Regions from separate parts of the Homo sapiens genome. Here region 1 is linked to region 2. A link is a loop called in an ENCODE intact Hi-C map of the cell type or tissue named here. Cell type or tissue: endothelial cell of umbilical vein. All regions are shown on one strand.

Region 1 (8,000 bases), 480 kb before region 2:
ATTCTGCTATCAGCCCTAGCAGATAGTCACAGAGAGTCTGCCTGGGCCAAAGCTCCCCTAGGTTACTTGGTTGGTTTCCCCATAGATTCGATGTAGCATTGGTTAAAAACACACAGACACACAGACACACACACATGCACACACACACACACCCCACTCAATGATGCGCAGTTGCCTAATGGTTCTTCAGAGGTAGTGTGGATTCTCCTGATCTAACTTGCAGGCTCAGCGTAAGCGGGGCTGGCCTGGTGGAAGAGGTGTTATCTGCTCAAGGAGACCAGAGCGTTTGCTTTTGTAGCATGATTCCCGCTGGAGAGTCCCTGGAGATGTTGGAAAGGGGAAGAGAACTCTGTTCTTAGCCACAAGCGCACCATAACCCAGTCTCTTCACCCGGCCTGGCCTCAGTTTCCAGGTGTGCAAACAGTGAGGGCCACTGTCCCAGCTCTTGTCTGGGACAATACCAAGTTTCTTCATGAAATTCCCTTGTAGGACACAGGTCTCACACTGCAGAAAGCCAGTGAAGGAGGCAGAAGTCCTGCAGGGCCCAGATGGCCAGAGGGTCCCCCTTTTCGGAGCTGGTCCCGGGGCCCCAGGCCTGGCCTGAGTTATCTTATCTATACCACTGTAGAGGAGTGATGTGTGTGTAGCAGCCTGGTCTGCACCCAGCTACCAGACCACCCCACTGCAAAGCTGCCTGTGGGGTTCGTATCACTTCCATTCTCAAAGCCTCCTCTGCTCCAAAGCCATGGCCTTGCTCTAGACTGTCCTGGCTCCTGCATGGACAAGCCCTGGTCATATTCCTTGCCCACCCTTTAAGGCCCAACTCTTACCTCCATTTGCTCTTCGTGGAGAGTCCTTGCCTCAGCCAGGCTGGGTGACTCTACCCATGGCTGTGCCTTCCTGGAACATCCTTGATCACCCCTACCTCCTTGAAGTCCCCCATAAGCCACCAGAGTAGAAACCCCTCATTTTCCTGCTGAAGGGGCATGCACCACCTTGCTCATGCCTGGGGGGTGATGGGCCTGCGTGCCTTCCCAATTAGCCGGCGGGGTCTCGGGGGTTGGGGGGAGATGTTTCTGATTTGTTGTCCTCACGTGCCCCAGAGCAGTGCCTCCTGGAACAAGAGGCTCAGTCCGTCAACACCAGCTCGGTGACGATTTCAGAAAAGTCTCTCCTGGACGCCCGTCTCCGCTGCTGGCCACAGTCGCTGGTCTTGGTGGGGCACGATTAACTGCTGGCTCATTGAGTACCTACTATGTGCAGCTGTAGCTGTATAGCTGTATAGCTGTAGCTACACAAAGTTACAGAAGACTTGGTGGGGGGTGCGGGGCCTGGTAGGAATGAGGTGGAGGGGCAAGAAACCTGAACAACGTGATGGTACAAAAGCCATTCCAGAATAGAGATGTGCAGTGTGGGGCCAGGAGAAGGTGGGAGAATCAGAAGGGCAGAGGGCATCAGTTGGGAAGAGTCTGTGGTTGGAGACTGCAAACATGTGGAAGGGAGTTTGGAGGGACACTGGCCAGGTGCCTGAACACGTGGCATTCTCTGGAAGGAACTAACCAGCGTGAGGACATGCTGATTGCATACTCAGCCACCACCCATGAAGGCTCTAAACCTGAGTACCTGTAATTCCGGCTTCACCCTCAGCTTGCAGAGTGAGCTCAGGGAGACCATTTGGATGTGGCTAAATACCCCAGGCTGCTTGCTGCAGCACGGTCGTTGTCAAGGATACTTGGTTGATGAATAAAACATCCCAGAAACGAGAGGTGCATCTCCGAGAAAGTCCTGCAATTGACAAGAGGAGCCCCAGTACCATCTGGGCTGTGAGTGACAGAGGAGTCCCTTTGCAGGCCATAGGCTGGCAGGGATGGAGGGCTGGACAGGTGCTTGCCCACCGCCGGCCACGGGAAAGTTCTCTCCCTGTCACTGCAACGTGCGACAGGGCCGCTAAAAAGGTGACCCCTGTACGAAGGAATGAATGAGATAAAACAGAGCAAGCGCTGGGAAAAAGGGAATGAAAGCTGACGTTCACTGCTTTTTGTTCTCCCTTGGGTCTCTGTGGTCCAGGAAAATGCAACATGAACCTCGATTGTTCTGTGGACCATTCCTCCCTCTATGAAAATTTACATAATTCTTGATGTCAAATTTCAAATAACACAGAAGTTTATAGAGTAAAAACTACAAGTCTCCTTTTGTTCCCTCCTCCTACCTTCCCAGCCCCAAGTTTTATACTTACTGCAGGTCTTTTTCTATGCCTTCGTGCACATGTATTTACATATAAAAATACACAAATGTAATTTTTGTGTTTCTTTCTGCATAGCTGGGGTTGTGCTGTGTGTGCGTGTGTCTGGGGTTGTGCTGTGTGTGTGTGTGTGTCTGGGGTTGTGCTGTGTGTGCGTGTGTCTGGGGTTGTGCTGTGTGTGCGTGTGTCTGGGGTTGTGCTGTGTGTGTGTGTGTCTGGGGTTGTGCTGTGTGTGCGTGTGTCTGGGGTTGTGCTGTGTGTGTGTGTGTGTCTGGGGTTGTGCTGTGTGTGCGTGTGTCTGGGGTTGTGCTCTGTGTGTGTGTGTGTCTGGGGTTGTGCTGTGTGTGCGTGTCTGGGGTTGTGCTGTGTGTGCGTTTCTGGGGTTGTGCTGTGTGTGCGTGTGTCTGCGTATTGTCTTTCACTGAACAGCATGTCGTAACTCTCCCTGTGCATGAAGGGAGGCCTCCCTCTCACAGCTGTATTATATTCCAGATGGCGGAGACACCAGGCTTTACTGAGTCGTGCCTTTGTTGAAAGACATTTACGTTGTCTCCAGTGTTTGCTCGTAAATAAATACTGCTTTAAAAAACATCTTGTGTACATTTGGAGACACATGAATATTTTGAGGAGAGAAACGTATGAATTTGTATCATCATAGAACTGGAAAGAAACGTCTTTTGTTCTGCACCCCCTCCCCTTCCTTCCCCCTGGAATCTTTTATGCAGAAACCTTAGAACCTAAGTGTCAGAAGTGGGTCTCATTCCCCTGCCTGCCCTGGCATGGGCACTGAGGCCCTAGAGACGCAGGCAGTGGGCAGGTTTGATTCACACCCAGACATGTTTCTTAGACCCTGGCCTCAAGCGGGAATGGAATTGCTGGTTGATTCCAGCAGAGGGTGACTGGTCTAAGTGGATGTCTCCTTCAGGCCCTGTGGCTATCGGCCTTCCCAACTTCCCAGCGTAAACAGACCCCGCACAGGCTGAGAGGCATTAAGAATGTATACAAGGACCCGAGGGCTGGCCCATCCAGATCTGTGCGGAATGCAGTCAGCTCTTTCTGTATGGGATGAGGTAATCCCCTGCTTTTGCTTGAGGGGACCTGTGATTTCTGTGCAGGGCCCGCTGGGGGTTCATTAGAGGCCTCCCTCCCTCTCTCCACTTTCAGATTTTGCAGGGAGCTTTGTCACCAGGCTTTTGAGAACCAGGGGCCCTGGGTACACATTTCATAGTTTGCTCTATGAAGCTTTTGTTCCTATCAGGGATTCTGAGAGTGTCACTTATTAAGATCTAAGCAGGTAATTTAGGAAGATTCTTTGCTCCAATAGTGGACGCACAACCATCAGTGAATGGTGGTCAATGAAAGTGGGCCCTGCCCACCCTAAACGTCCTGCACGCAGGCTGGGGCGGCCAGAGCCTTTGTCGCAGGCCACCTTCCATGTTACACGGCAGTTCCCTATTTTGAATAAGGGGATTGTCTTTGTCAAATAATAATCTGTTTGCTGGAGACAGCTCTTGTTTCTGAAACCTAATGCATGAAAAATACCGAAATGACAAAAGGGTAAGCTATAGTATGACATTTTTGTTTTTCTGTTTTTTGTTTTCTTTAGCTCCCATTTGAATTTGCAGAGGACTTGATGACTGCACTGTCTGCTTAATCTCCCTTTTCACTGTACTTTCCTTCCTATCTGACCCCTGGAACCTTTGGTGGTGGGAAGGGAGAGGCCCGTCCAGGCCCCGAGAGGAAAGCAGGTGGTCAGGGTGTGGGCCTCTGGCTTTGTTTCCTGGCCAGCCCCAGTGTGGGCTGCTGTTCCTTGGGCTGACTGGTGGTTAATGATTGAGGATCGGTGATCGGTGAGTGATGATAGGTGGCCGGTGATCGGTGGGGCAGTGAGGAGCTCCAGCCTCCGCTCTCTCATTCAGCCCTTGGGCAGCAACAGCCATGCCCTTGTTGGAAGTTTCCCACTGTGCCACCCGGGAGGGGAGAAGCAAGGACAGAGGCGAGGACGGCTGAGCGGGGAAGTGCCTATCTCAGAAATACTGTTTTTGACTCAGAGGACCAATGGTCCCTAAATCAAATTTTCGTCACCCAAAGAGGCAAAGGTAGAAAGCCAAGGGCTGGATGGGGGTCCCTGAGCCCTTTTCCACCTCTCAGTCCCACTCTGGGCTCTGAGAATACTGAAGGCTGCTGGTAGCTCAAAGCGGGTGAGTGTCTATTTTGTGCTAAGAGTGGAGGAACTGGAAGGAAGGACACACTCGAGATGTGGGAACCAGGCGTCTTCTCACTGAGTGACCCTGCCTCCTGCTGGGGCCTGTCCATGCTGAGCAGTGGCCAGGCGCCTGGCCAGCCGGCATCTGACATGTCTCTACACTGGAGGGCAAGTAAGACCTGAGCCAGAGGAATGTCACCATGGTGGGGGAGAGAGGTGGGGCGGATTCGGGATCCAAGTTCGGGCGAACAAAGACTGAGGGTCATTTCTTTCTAGCCCCTGTGAATGGCCCAAACCCCAGGATTTATGGCAGCTTCTGCTGTGTGGCTGTGCCAGTGGGGACAGAGCAGGGAGCCCAAGCCAGGCGCCAGCCGAGCTCCCTCTGGACCCAGCTGCTGTCCCTGCTGCTGCCCAGCTGTGGGGCGGTCCTCCATTCAAGCTCCTCTGCTCCCCGGGACTCTGGGGTCAGATGAGATCATGGGGGAAAGTGTTTTGGAAACCAAGCCATGATGCAAATGTGTTTCGTTTTAAGGAAATGGGAGAAAGGAACAAGGATTGTTGCAGTAGAGCCATGTGGGGAGAGCAAAGGTGAAATCCTTGTCTCCTGGCATCACGGGGTGGAGAGTGGAACGTCAGCTCTGGGTCATTTGGTGGCCAAGGAAAGATGGCGATAGTAGCTTCAAGGCACGGCCTGGGGTTGCCCGTCCACCCTGGAGGCAGTCTGGCAGGACAGGGTGTCCTCAGCTCCCTGCTGGGCCTACGTCCTTTTGGAGTTCTAGAGCTGCGTCTTAGGACAAGTGTGCCAAGCCTCCTGCTTTGAGTTTCTGTCCTGACCTTGACCTGGCTCACCTCCATGGGCAGCCTCCCATGCTTGGGCATCAGGGCTTGTCATAAGTCCGTGGTCACAGGGCTTGATTCCTCCTAGTGGGTGACTCTGAGGACGGCCAGGCCTCCCGCTGCAGGACCAGCGTGGTTCCCTCCATGGAAGGCTTTCAGAGTGTGGAGGGGATGCGGCTGTCTTGGGAGGCCCAGCCCTTTCTGTCAGCCGTGGAGGACACTGAGTCAGGTTAGGTCACGAGGAGGGGACCCCACAGTCATTTACATCCCGCAGAGGGAAGTGCCCAGAAGCCCGCAACAGTCTCCGCTAAGTGGGGTTCACGCCAGGTCCTCTGCTGTGAATGTGGAGGCTGTGGAGCCGAGGCCGCGAAATTTCTCACTTTTCAGGGATTCTGTTCAAGTTGTCCCAAAGGAGAAGCCCATCAAACAACCCAGTCTCTGTGCGAGCTCCCCCGGGGGCATTTACTACTCAGCCAGTGAGAGCCAGGTTTCCAGGGGAATAGAATTAAACAAGGTTCTGCTTTTTGCTGAAGGGAAAAACCGCTCCCTTAGGTGGGAGAATCCCCAGGGTTCTTTCTTCCTGGCCAGGGAGGGAGAAGGGGGTGACGTTTTATTGAGCATCGGCTAGGGCCAAGCTCTCAATTAGGCCCTTTCTTCTTTCTTCTTAGGGTATCTGTGAGATAGGTGCTGCTGTCCTGGGGAGGTAGATGCAGACAGATTAACTCTCAAGGTAAATGCTAATGAATAGAGGAGCCAGAATCCCAACCCAGGAATGTCTGATCTCGGAGTGGGCGGCTTCCCAGCTGTGGCTTTGCATACCGCTAGCGTAGCCACCCGGACCCTGATCCCCTGACCCTTGTCCTTGATCCTCCAGGAAATTCTCATATGTAACCTGGAATCCACTTTAAATGAACTCGGTAAATAATGTCTTGACTCTAGGCCAGTCATTACCTGGGACAGGTGAGGGGGAAGGGCAACCACCTGACTATGTCACTGTCAACAGTGCATCCTTGGGCTGAGGTTTTCATTTTACAGTGGGGTTCAGGCAGGGCTAATTGCTGACCCAGGACTGTGGCCTGGAGGGATTTCAGGGCCTTCCCATGGGCGGACTGACAGTAGAAGACAGCCCCTGTCAGTCTATCTGAAGAAATCAGTGCCAGATAACAATGGTACCCCGTGGCTGAATTCTGGCTGGGAGTGAAATGGTGATGGAGTGTTGGTCTCACCTCAGGTCAGCAGGGAAAACAGTTGGGAAAATGGTCAGCCCTCCTGAAATGCAGCAGGTGGTGATTTTTGTGTTTTGAGTCTTGGCACACCTTGCTGTTGAAGCAGTTGAACAAATAAAGGAATGGAAAAACAGGTGCTGACCCAAAGCTTGAGACAGCTGGTTGGTTGCCCTTCGTTGAAAACCACACGGCCAACCCAGAGTCTTCAGGTTTGGGGCGCAGTTAAGCTGTGGGGCACCCTGCGTAGGCTCACTGTGTTTCCAGAGGCTTTATGACTGCACACTGGGGCCGCCTGAGACCCAGGTTTATATGTGAATTTAGCAGACAAGTAAAAAGTGCTGAGTCACATTATAAATGCAAATTTGGAGGAGGATTTGAAATGCTTTCATTAAGACACCAAAGCAGGACACTTGTAATACAGCAGTGCCAGGAGAGGACAACCCTGCCATTCTTTGGGGACCTAGATAAAATGGCTCCACTGTCCCCTGCTGAGAGTGAGCAGGCCATCAGCATCGCGGTGGCCGGGGCTCAGCTGCCTGACGTTTCTTTGGCCCCTGTACTGTGTTGATTTCACACACTGGGCACAGCCATGCTGGCGGTGTCTTGAGAACACAGCCATGAAAAGATGGAGAAAGCAAACACAGTTTCTGTCTTGGAGCACCACATGGATTTAGATTCAGAGTATGATTTATTTTGTTTTGGAGAGTTTTATTATGAATTTTTTTTCTCCCTTCTTTGCAAAGACATTACAGAGCTAAACCCAAACAGCTGAGCCTATCAGGGCCTTGGAAAAGCATTTTTGCCTGAAACTTGAGTTTTTCCTAATGAAGTGACTTTCCTCTTCCATCTTTTTTGTTTGCTTGGTTTTCTCATAGGTCATTTGATTGCCCGCCTCAGAACGATGGATCTGCATCTCTTCGACTACTCAGAGCCAGGGAACTTCTCGGACATCAGCTGGCCATGCAACAGCAGCGACTGCATCGTGGTGGACACGGTGATGTGTCCCAACATGCCCAACAAAAGCGTCCTGCTCTACACGCTCTCCTTCATTTACATTTTCATCTTCGTCATCGGCATGATTGCCAACTCCGTGGTGGTCTGGGTGAATATCCAGGCCAAGACCACAGGCTATGACACGCACTGCTACATCTTGAACCTGGCCATTGCCGACCTGTGGGTTGTCCTCACCATCCCAGTCTGGGTGGTCAGTCTCGTGCAGCACAACCAGTGGCCCATGGGCGAGCTCACGTGCAAAGTCACACACCTCATCTTCTCCATCAACCTCTTCGGCAGCATTTTCTTCCTCACGTGCATGAGCGTGGACCGCTACCTCTCCATCACCTACTTCACCAACACCCCCAGCAGCAGGAAGAAGATGGTACGCCGTGTCGTCTGCATCCTGGTGTGGCTGCTGGCCTTCTGCGTGTCTCTGCCTGACACCTACTACCTGAAGACCGTCACGTCTGCGTCCAACAATGAGACCTACTGC
Region 2 (8,000 bases):
TAAGACCCCAGTCCCCAGTGGCTGGAGGCTCCCTCATAAACTTCATTGCAGCAGAGGCAGCAGCGTACAGAAGGAGCACAGACTCTCCACTCCCCCAGCGGTGCCGACCTGCAACCCCACAGATGAGAGGCAGGCACCTTGACATACTAGGAGAGCCAGACGCATGCGATGGTGCTCTTAAAATCTCTTGAAGGTACAAAACGACATGTGATCTTTTTGTAAGAAAATAGTAAAAAACAAAAATCATCTGTAATCCCATCACACAGAGAGAACCACTGGTAAGAAGTTTTATGAAACATGACATTTTACTTTGTATTTACTGCTTTTCACCCGTTATTTTCATTTCAGAACATTATTCTATGCCATCGGGTATTTTTCAATATTACCTATTTAATAGAGGTATAGTGCTCATTTTCAGATATGCATAAATCCATCTCTCTATTGTTTGAGTTTGAAGCAGACTTCATATTAAATATATGCGTGTGTGTATATATGCATGTATATATGTATTTATCTTGATGTCAGCAGATTTCGTTGCTGAAAAGAATTCATTTTATATTATTTCCCATGATTTCTCTCTCCCATTGCATATGACTTTCCAAATGGTTGTTGATATGATTTGCCTCGTGTCCCTTCCCAAATCTCATGTTGAATTGTAATCCCCAGTGTCAGGGAGGACCTGGGGGAGATGACTGGATCATGGAGGCAGAGTTCTCATGAATGGTTTACCACCATCTCCCCTTGGTACTGTATAGTGACAAGAGTTTTCACAAGATCTGGTTGTATAAAAGTGTGCAGGCTGGGAGCAGTGGCTCACACCTGTAATCCCAACACTTTGGGAGGCCGAGGTGGGTGGATCACTTGTGGTCAGGAGTTTGAAACCAGCCTAGCCAACATGATGAAACCCCATCTCTATTAAAAATAAAAGAATTAGCCGGGCTTAGTGGCACGTGCCTGTAATCCCAGCTACTCGGAAGGCTGAGGCAGGAGAATCGCTTGAATCCAGAAGGCAATGGTTGCAGTGAGGTGAGATCATGCCACTGCACTCCAGCCTGGGCGAAAGAGCAAGTCTTCTTTTCAAAAAAAAAAAAAAGTGTGGTACCTCCCCCCTCTCTCTTCCTCCTGCTCCTGCCAGGTGAAATGCCTGCTCCCTCATTGCCCCCACCATGAGTAAAAACTCCCACAGGTCACCCCAGAAGTAGATGTTGCCACGCTTCCTGTACAGCCTGTGGAACTGTGAGCCAATTCAACCTCTTTCCTTCATACATTACCCAGTCTCAGGTATTTTTTGTAACAGTGCGAGAATGGACTAATACGGTTGTGTGGCCATGTTTCCTCAGCTGTGGCTTGTTGACGGTTAAATATTTGCATGCAGCCACATTTCTCACAGGCTGCTCCCAGCCAGTGTCTGAGCAAGGCAGTGCAGGTCCACTCTGGGGAGAGGTTGGGCTGAGTCCTCTGGTTCAGGGTTGAGGATGCCCGGTGGCTTTGCAGAACTTTCCTGGGGCCACCTCCTCGCAGCCATCCCTCCTCTTTCCTTCACTGGGGTCAGACTCACACCACAGTCTGAAGGCTATTCCAGTTGCACCCAGCTTCCCCCCGCATTTCTCTTAGGCATTTTCCCTGATGAAATGCTTGCCTATTTGATCCATTTCTTTGCACCGCTCTTAGGGGACCTGGCGTAAATCTACCCGATTCTTACTCCTCGCCAGATCTCCCCTGCAGGTGGCTGTTCTGCAGGAGGGGTCTTGCCTTGCCTCCTCCGCTGTCATGGCTTCAGAGCGCTGGGAGCTGTCACTGCATGGAACACATCCCAGTTCCCAGGCTGCCCGAATATGAGGGCGCCTCCCTTCTTCATCTGCATGGTGACTCCTGGGGCCGCATTCCTGGGGTCCTCGGCAGCCCCTCCTTCCTGCTTCCGTGAGGTGTAGAAGATGGGGAAGTGAGTGGGCTGAGAGCAAAGAAAGGTGATTGATAGAAATGAGAAGAAAGTCTTTCTGCTCAACTCACAGAAGCATCCAAGGAATGGAGCATGGGCGCTGCCGAGTTCCCCTGGAGCTCAGGCACAGGTGTCTCCGTCAGGGGATGGGAGAAAAGTTAAAAACACAAACAAGAACAAAACCTTGTGTAGAGAGTCTCTGTGCTGGGACACAAACTGAGGCCCTCCGCATTTCACACTGAGGCCACTCATGGCATCAGGTCCTTTTGCTCCTCTCAGGCTTCCCTTCTTCCCAGTTTCTGCCTTAGGGAAAGGCCGTCATCTGTTTTCCTCTTGCATTATTTTCACCTTTATCTGTGGAAAGTTGCAAAGACTGCACAGGGGGCCTTCTCCAGATGACATGTGAAGCAACAGCCGTAGGAAACTCTAAATCCACCTGAAATTTGAGTTTCTGCTGAGGGTTAATATTTTAAATGGAACCCATGAGCCCACTATAAAGCGAAGCCCAGCTCAGTGGTGAAGGAGCGTCTACAGGAGTCATGAGGCACAGCATTTTCTAGTTCCTGACTAAAAACAGAAATGAAACCTTTTCTCTGCAGATTTTGTCAAGGTGTTCTGCAGGCAGTTGCACTTTCGACCCTCCTCATTTGCCCATTAGCAAATGGAAAAATTATAATAATGTGAACTATTTTTGTTTTGTTTTTTAAATGTTGAATGATGTGGCAGTGTAGCTAAAATCCTGCATTTGGAGGCCAGAACTGTAAGCCATTTTTGAAAGGAAGACAGTTCTCGACAATAAGCATCTTGATCTTGAAACCCTTGAGGAGCAGGGACAGAGCAGAGAGTACAGGTGAGAGCGAGAACAAGAGCAGCAAAAGAAAATGAGCAAACCATACTGGAAAAGCAACCCTTGGCCAGCCCCACTGGCTCTGAGCCACGTGCTAGGTGGGGTCAGGGGAGAAGCTCTGGGCCCTGCCAACTGTGTTCTGGCCTCAGCCCCAAGCTGTCCCTGAGGGCTGCACCCCAGAATCCGAGGATGTGAGGAGTATGGTTCTGAGCCCTGCTCTGGTGAGGAAGGGACTGGCAGACTCTCAGATCATGCCGAGGCTGCTCTCATTTGCTGTTTCATGCATGTGTGTTTTGTGTGCATGTTGAAAGGAGCAAACTGCGTGTCGCCTATGAAACATGGGTTTGGTTCTTCAGAAGAAATCCTTTTGGAGTTCTCACAAAGCTCCAAGTTATCCAGGAAGCCCCAAGGACCAAACACGCATTGTGGTTGGGACTGTGATGCCCAGATGGGCCAGTCCTGGAAATGGAGCTCATGGAAGGTGGCGTCGCGATGGCCGGTAGAGCAGGAAGGATGCGGGGCAGGGCCCCCTTGAATCAGCCTGGCTGGGAGAGGTGGGTAGGATTCAGTGAGGGTATCTCAGACTGCACTGAAATTAACATTTTATTTACACACATTCACACATATACAATACACCAAGAGACATAAGAAGGAAAAAACTATGATAAGTTGCTGCTTATGTGAGTTTCCACATGGATACAAAACACTCTTGTATGCAAAGTTAACAAGGTCTGGGCTCCTTCCCAGCACACCTCTGCCCCCGTCCCCCGGGCTTCACCTCACGGCAATGCGCTGGGCAGGGTGAGTCCCATATCGCTCTCAACAGCTGAAGGGGAGCTGCTTGTCTTGGCAGGACCTTGAGAGTTAATGACACATGTAATGGTGTGTGGGGAAAGTGAGAGACGATGGAGGATTGTGTGGTACAAAAAAGCAAAAATATGTGTTATAGAAATAGAGTATTTGCATCAAACTGAAATCCTCCCTATCCTGAGAATTTCAGGAAGAGGACAAAATCACAGGGTCACATCCTGAAGGACACCCTGCCCGGCTCTGACTTTACCCCTCTCAGTGCCCTGGGGTGGGGGTATCGATCTAGAAAGCCACCTATCGCAGGGTGTGTGTATGTGTGTGTGTGTATTCATTAGTGCTTGCGGTCACTGTGAAGACACCAACTGTTCTGAACAAGACTTTCCAATAATGCAGGGCGAGATTGCCTGAAACAAACTAGAAAAACAACATAAAAGAAGAAAAGGGAAAGCATGCCCAGGAGAGCCTCAAATATCTTTTGTCCATATTGCTGTTTTCGAAAATCCGGGGTGAATAAAAAGCTGGCACTCTCCGGGTTTTGCCTGGTCCTGGAATTCTTTTGTAGTGAGCACCACCTTGTGGTCTGCCTTTTGCATTTCCCAAGAACACAATGTCAGGGTCCCCGTGCTTGCTGAAACCTGGTTATCACACTCGGGCTGGCCTCTCCTCCCAAGCCCATCCTGCCTTCTTCCCACCCTACCAGACCCTTCCCACTCGAGGGCTCAGACCCATCTCAGGCTTGCCCCAGTAGGCTCGTCCCACTTTCTGGAATTAAGACTGAACATTAAGTTGCTAGCCTGAGCCCAAGGCCCAGGTGTCCCATTACAGCTGATGTGCCACCCACACGGTCTGTCTGGGGCCACCCCCGGGGGACCATTGCCCTACACAGCGCCCACACACACAGTCCCTCCACATGCCCATTTTGCTCAAAATCTCTCTCTCCTCACTCCTACACCCCCCTTCAGCAACTTGCTGGGATTTTTTCGGCGTAACGTAGTGGGTCTGGGCAATCCCCAGAACAGGAACCCTCCCAGCAGCCCACCACCCCTAGTCTATAATCACAGTCGACTTCAACCACAAACACCTGGAGCACGGAAAGCGCTGCCCCACCCACCAGGAAACTCCGCATCCCTCCACATGAGGACCCATCCTGCACCCGGGAGCAGTGGAGGCATCTCAGCCAAGGCAACTGCAGATGCTGGCATAGCTCCACATTGGACAAACAAAGGTGCCTCGTGAAGTGCCATGATAAGCCCTGCCAAGGTCTGAAGCAAACAGGTACAGCCGGGGTGTCATCCCAGAATAAACCACAGTCAGAGACAAGATGGGGAGATGGAGGAAGGAACCGGAACAAAGTGGCTCCATGCACCGGGTATAGGCAGGCACCTGGGCTCATGGTGTTTAATTCATTCTCATAATAACTCTTTGGGAACTATTATTTTTCCCATTGTACAGATGAGGATACCAAGGCTCACAGAGGTTGAAAATGTGCTTGTTTATCTTGAATTTCCCTAACATGATCAGCTTGCTGTAGATATTCAAGTTCTACTAGCTTCTAACTCCTTCCATGTAAAGCAGCAGCGAAGCTGCCCTGCCAAGGCCCACAGTTAGATTTGTGCATCTCTGAGCATCTTTTCTTGAGCTCTCTTTGTTACCACCTGCTGGTCACAGAGCTGAGGAGGGCTGCACCCCCTTCCACCATGGCTGCAGATGCCCTCTGGGAGAACACTCGGGGCAGACTCCTGAGGACCCCATGGTGTTGAGCACCTGTCCTTGCTGTGGCCAGGCTGCGCTCCGTACCAAGGTAGGCAAAACGCCCTGTCACCCACTGGGCATCATACCTGGGAACCTGGGCACACCCAAAAACTGCTGCATCATGCTCTGCCCAAAGCCCTGTCACCACAGGGCTCAGGCTATGGGGCCACTTTGAGGCAGGCACAGCTTTCCTCTGTACCCCAGTGTGAATCTTTGATTGCTGTAACTAATTGCCATAAACGTTGTGGATTAAAACAGCCTAAGTTTGTGATCTGTTCTGCAGGTCGGTAGTTCAGTACAGATCTCTTTGGACTAAAATCTAAGTATTGGCAAGTTGCATCCATTCCTGGAGCTCTGGGGAAGGCCCGTCCCTGCTCTGCTAGGTTGCTGGCTGAACTTAGTTCCCTGGGTTCCCTGGGATTACAGACGTGCACCACCATGTCCCACTAATTTTTGTACTTTTAGTAGAGACCTGGTTTCACCTTGTTGGTGAGGCTGGTCTCAAGCTCCTGGCCTCATGTGACCCACCCACCTCAGCCTCCCAAAGTGTTGGGATTACAGGCATGAGTCACCACGCCTGGCCTCCAATGGACTAGTTTTGAAGGAATCTCAGGATTTGCAACCTGCTGGAAGGAATTACTGGTGTCATTAGAGGCCTCCCTGAAACCCCACGCAATGACAGCATGGCACACGCTGACCCCGGCTGAGCTCACAATGGCAGTTGTTTTGGCTTGGCTTCTGTTTAGATGGGAAGCAGCTCCCCATGTCCCTTGGCTGAAGGTTTCTCCTAGAAGTTGACCAGGACCCCTGCAGGGGATGAACAAAAGCTGACACCTCATCACCCCAATTCACACACAGTTAAGCCCCACTGATCCTGGGATACAAGTAGATAAAGGGGGGAAAGGACTACTTTGTTTAACTTCCCAGTATCCTCTGATTGACTTAATGAAAAAATCCTGATGTTAAGCTCCCAGAAAAGGGTTTTCAGTGCTGAACTTGAGCTGGGCATACCACCTACATCCTGTGTTCTGTGTTCACAAACACAGAACACATTCGTGTCTCATCTGTGCCTCATTTGTCTTTCCCTGCCCTTACTTCCACGTGAGAGCAGCCACTTGTGATCCTGTCCATTTAAAACAATATGATCACAGGCCTGGGGCTCCAGATGCCGGACACAGAAAAGAAAAAGACGTGATAAATAACATTTAAAGCACTGCAAAGTTTGATTTTCATGTCTAATATCTGCCCCTGGAGATTCTGCTAAATTTCTTTTTTCCCTCTTCATAAATTCTTATGATAACAACTTTATTTGGGAATTAATCCAGATTCCCATTATTCACTGAATTACACTTTCCCAGCATGTAAGTTCCTCCCTCGTTGTAAGTTACAAAGCCTTGGAAGCTACATTAACTCTTTCTGGCTGCTGGGATGACAGGTATTGCTAGTCCTCATGTTTCAGAATTGTATCTGAAAAGCATTAATGTAGTTTTAAAGGGTTTCCAAATTAAAACCAGGATGAAAATTGACCACTGGGAGAATCCTATTTATACTATTATATTATGGGGTGCTTTAAATACACTTCCCTCCAGCCTACTGCCATTGGCTCTAATATATAGAACGGGCATGTATACAGAACGGGCATCCCTCTTGCAGTAGCATTGTGGAAGAATTAAGCACCCACACTCTGAGGTCAAACTGTCCTGGTTGAAATCTTGACTCCATCTCTCACTAGCTGTGTGACCTCAGGTAAGTTACCTAACCCCTCTGAGCCTTGGTTTCCTCATTTGTAAAGTGGAGAAAACAGCACTCACTTGATGGGGCTGCCATAAGGATGAAGTAATATGGTGCAAGAGGAGCTGAGACTGCTGCTTGGCAAACAGTGGACATTTGCTGAGAGCTTGCTGTGCACCAGGCACTGTTCTAACTACTTTACATGTATTAATTCATTGAACTCGCTCAACAACTTGGAGGTTGGACATCATTATCCCTACTGCAGGCAGTGACCACTCTACAAATGTTGGTTGCCATCCGCTGATCTTGACGCCTACGACGGATTCGCCTGGTAACTCCATCCACACTTAAGTTGGGAAAGCACTCCGCCCTGCCTCTAAGTCCGGGGACTCTGGGCAGGGTCCATTACATGACCTGGGTCTAAGCCAATCAGAGCATCTCACTACCGTCTCCACAGTGATTGGTCCACGTGGGCACATGACACTGCCGGGGCTGGGACTCCCCAAAAAGAGAGTCTCCCTTCTTCCTGCTGGACTAGCCTGAGACGATGCGAGGCTATCGCTGCCGCAGTACCGGGCGGAGGGCCTGTCTGAGAGGGAGCCAACCTCGAGGAAACTGGGTCAACAATGGACAACGAGACACCAGCTGTGTGACTTCACGTGAGCCCACGCAGGAAGCCTGCCTGCAGCCGGGACCCTATCTTGGCCCATAGCATCGGGGCTTCTCAGGGAAGCACTGGGGTGTAAGCTTCAGCCCCAAAATGCATCCCCACCCTTGTCCCCCTCCAGGCAGAGCAGAGACCACTGGGGCCTGCTTGCTGCTCGGTGGAGCCGATGTCTTCAAGGCCGGGCTAATGTCTCACCGGCCTCTCGGTTCCTTCCAGCTCCACTGACAGAAAGAAAGCAGATTAGATTACCGGGC

What was found. Hi-C counts contacts between places; a loop is a spot of excess contacts. Peaks named below come from ENCODE experiments on the same cell type or tissue, not always from the same donor. Only the 100,000 strongest peaks of a DNase experiment are listed, where the experiment ranks them.
Region 1: it touches region 2 in a loop (6-fold over the local background); 12 of 110 quality-filtered maps call a loop at or near these places.

Annotation. Positions count from the first base shown.
Region 1 is chr2:236,573,054-236,581,053 of GRCh38, forward strand. ACKR3 (atypical chemokine receptor 3) reads left to right here. Exons shown (of 2, transcript NM_020311.3): 2 at 7,387-8,000. The coding sequence starts at 7,413. Among named protein-coding and RNA genes, the nearest start is that of ACKR3, 7.2 kb to the left of the region's middle. RefSeq lists enhancers at 6,508-7,707, 6,885-7,537. In endothelial cell of umbilical vein, a CTCF peak has its summit at 3,173; DNase peaks (open chromatin) are centred at 2,748 and 3,148; H3K4me3 peaks cover 305 bases; H3K27ac peaks cover 2,080 bases.
Region 2 is chr2:237,056,786-237,064,785 of GRCh38, forward strand. All of the region lies in intron 1 of COPS8-DT (COPS8 divergent transcript), which reads right to left. LOC105373950 (a long non-coding RNA gene) reads left to right here. Exons shown (of 3, transcript XR_007088140.1): 1 at 1-8,000. Among named protein-coding and RNA genes, the nearest start is that of COPS8-DT, 25 kb to the right of the region's middle. RefSeq lists enhancers at 1-320, 2,596-2,705, 4,243-4,292. In endothelial cell of umbilical vein, a CTCF peak has its summit at 4,165 (motif pointing left); DNase peaks (open chromatin) are centred at 3,536 and 4,146; H3K27ac peaks cover 511 bases.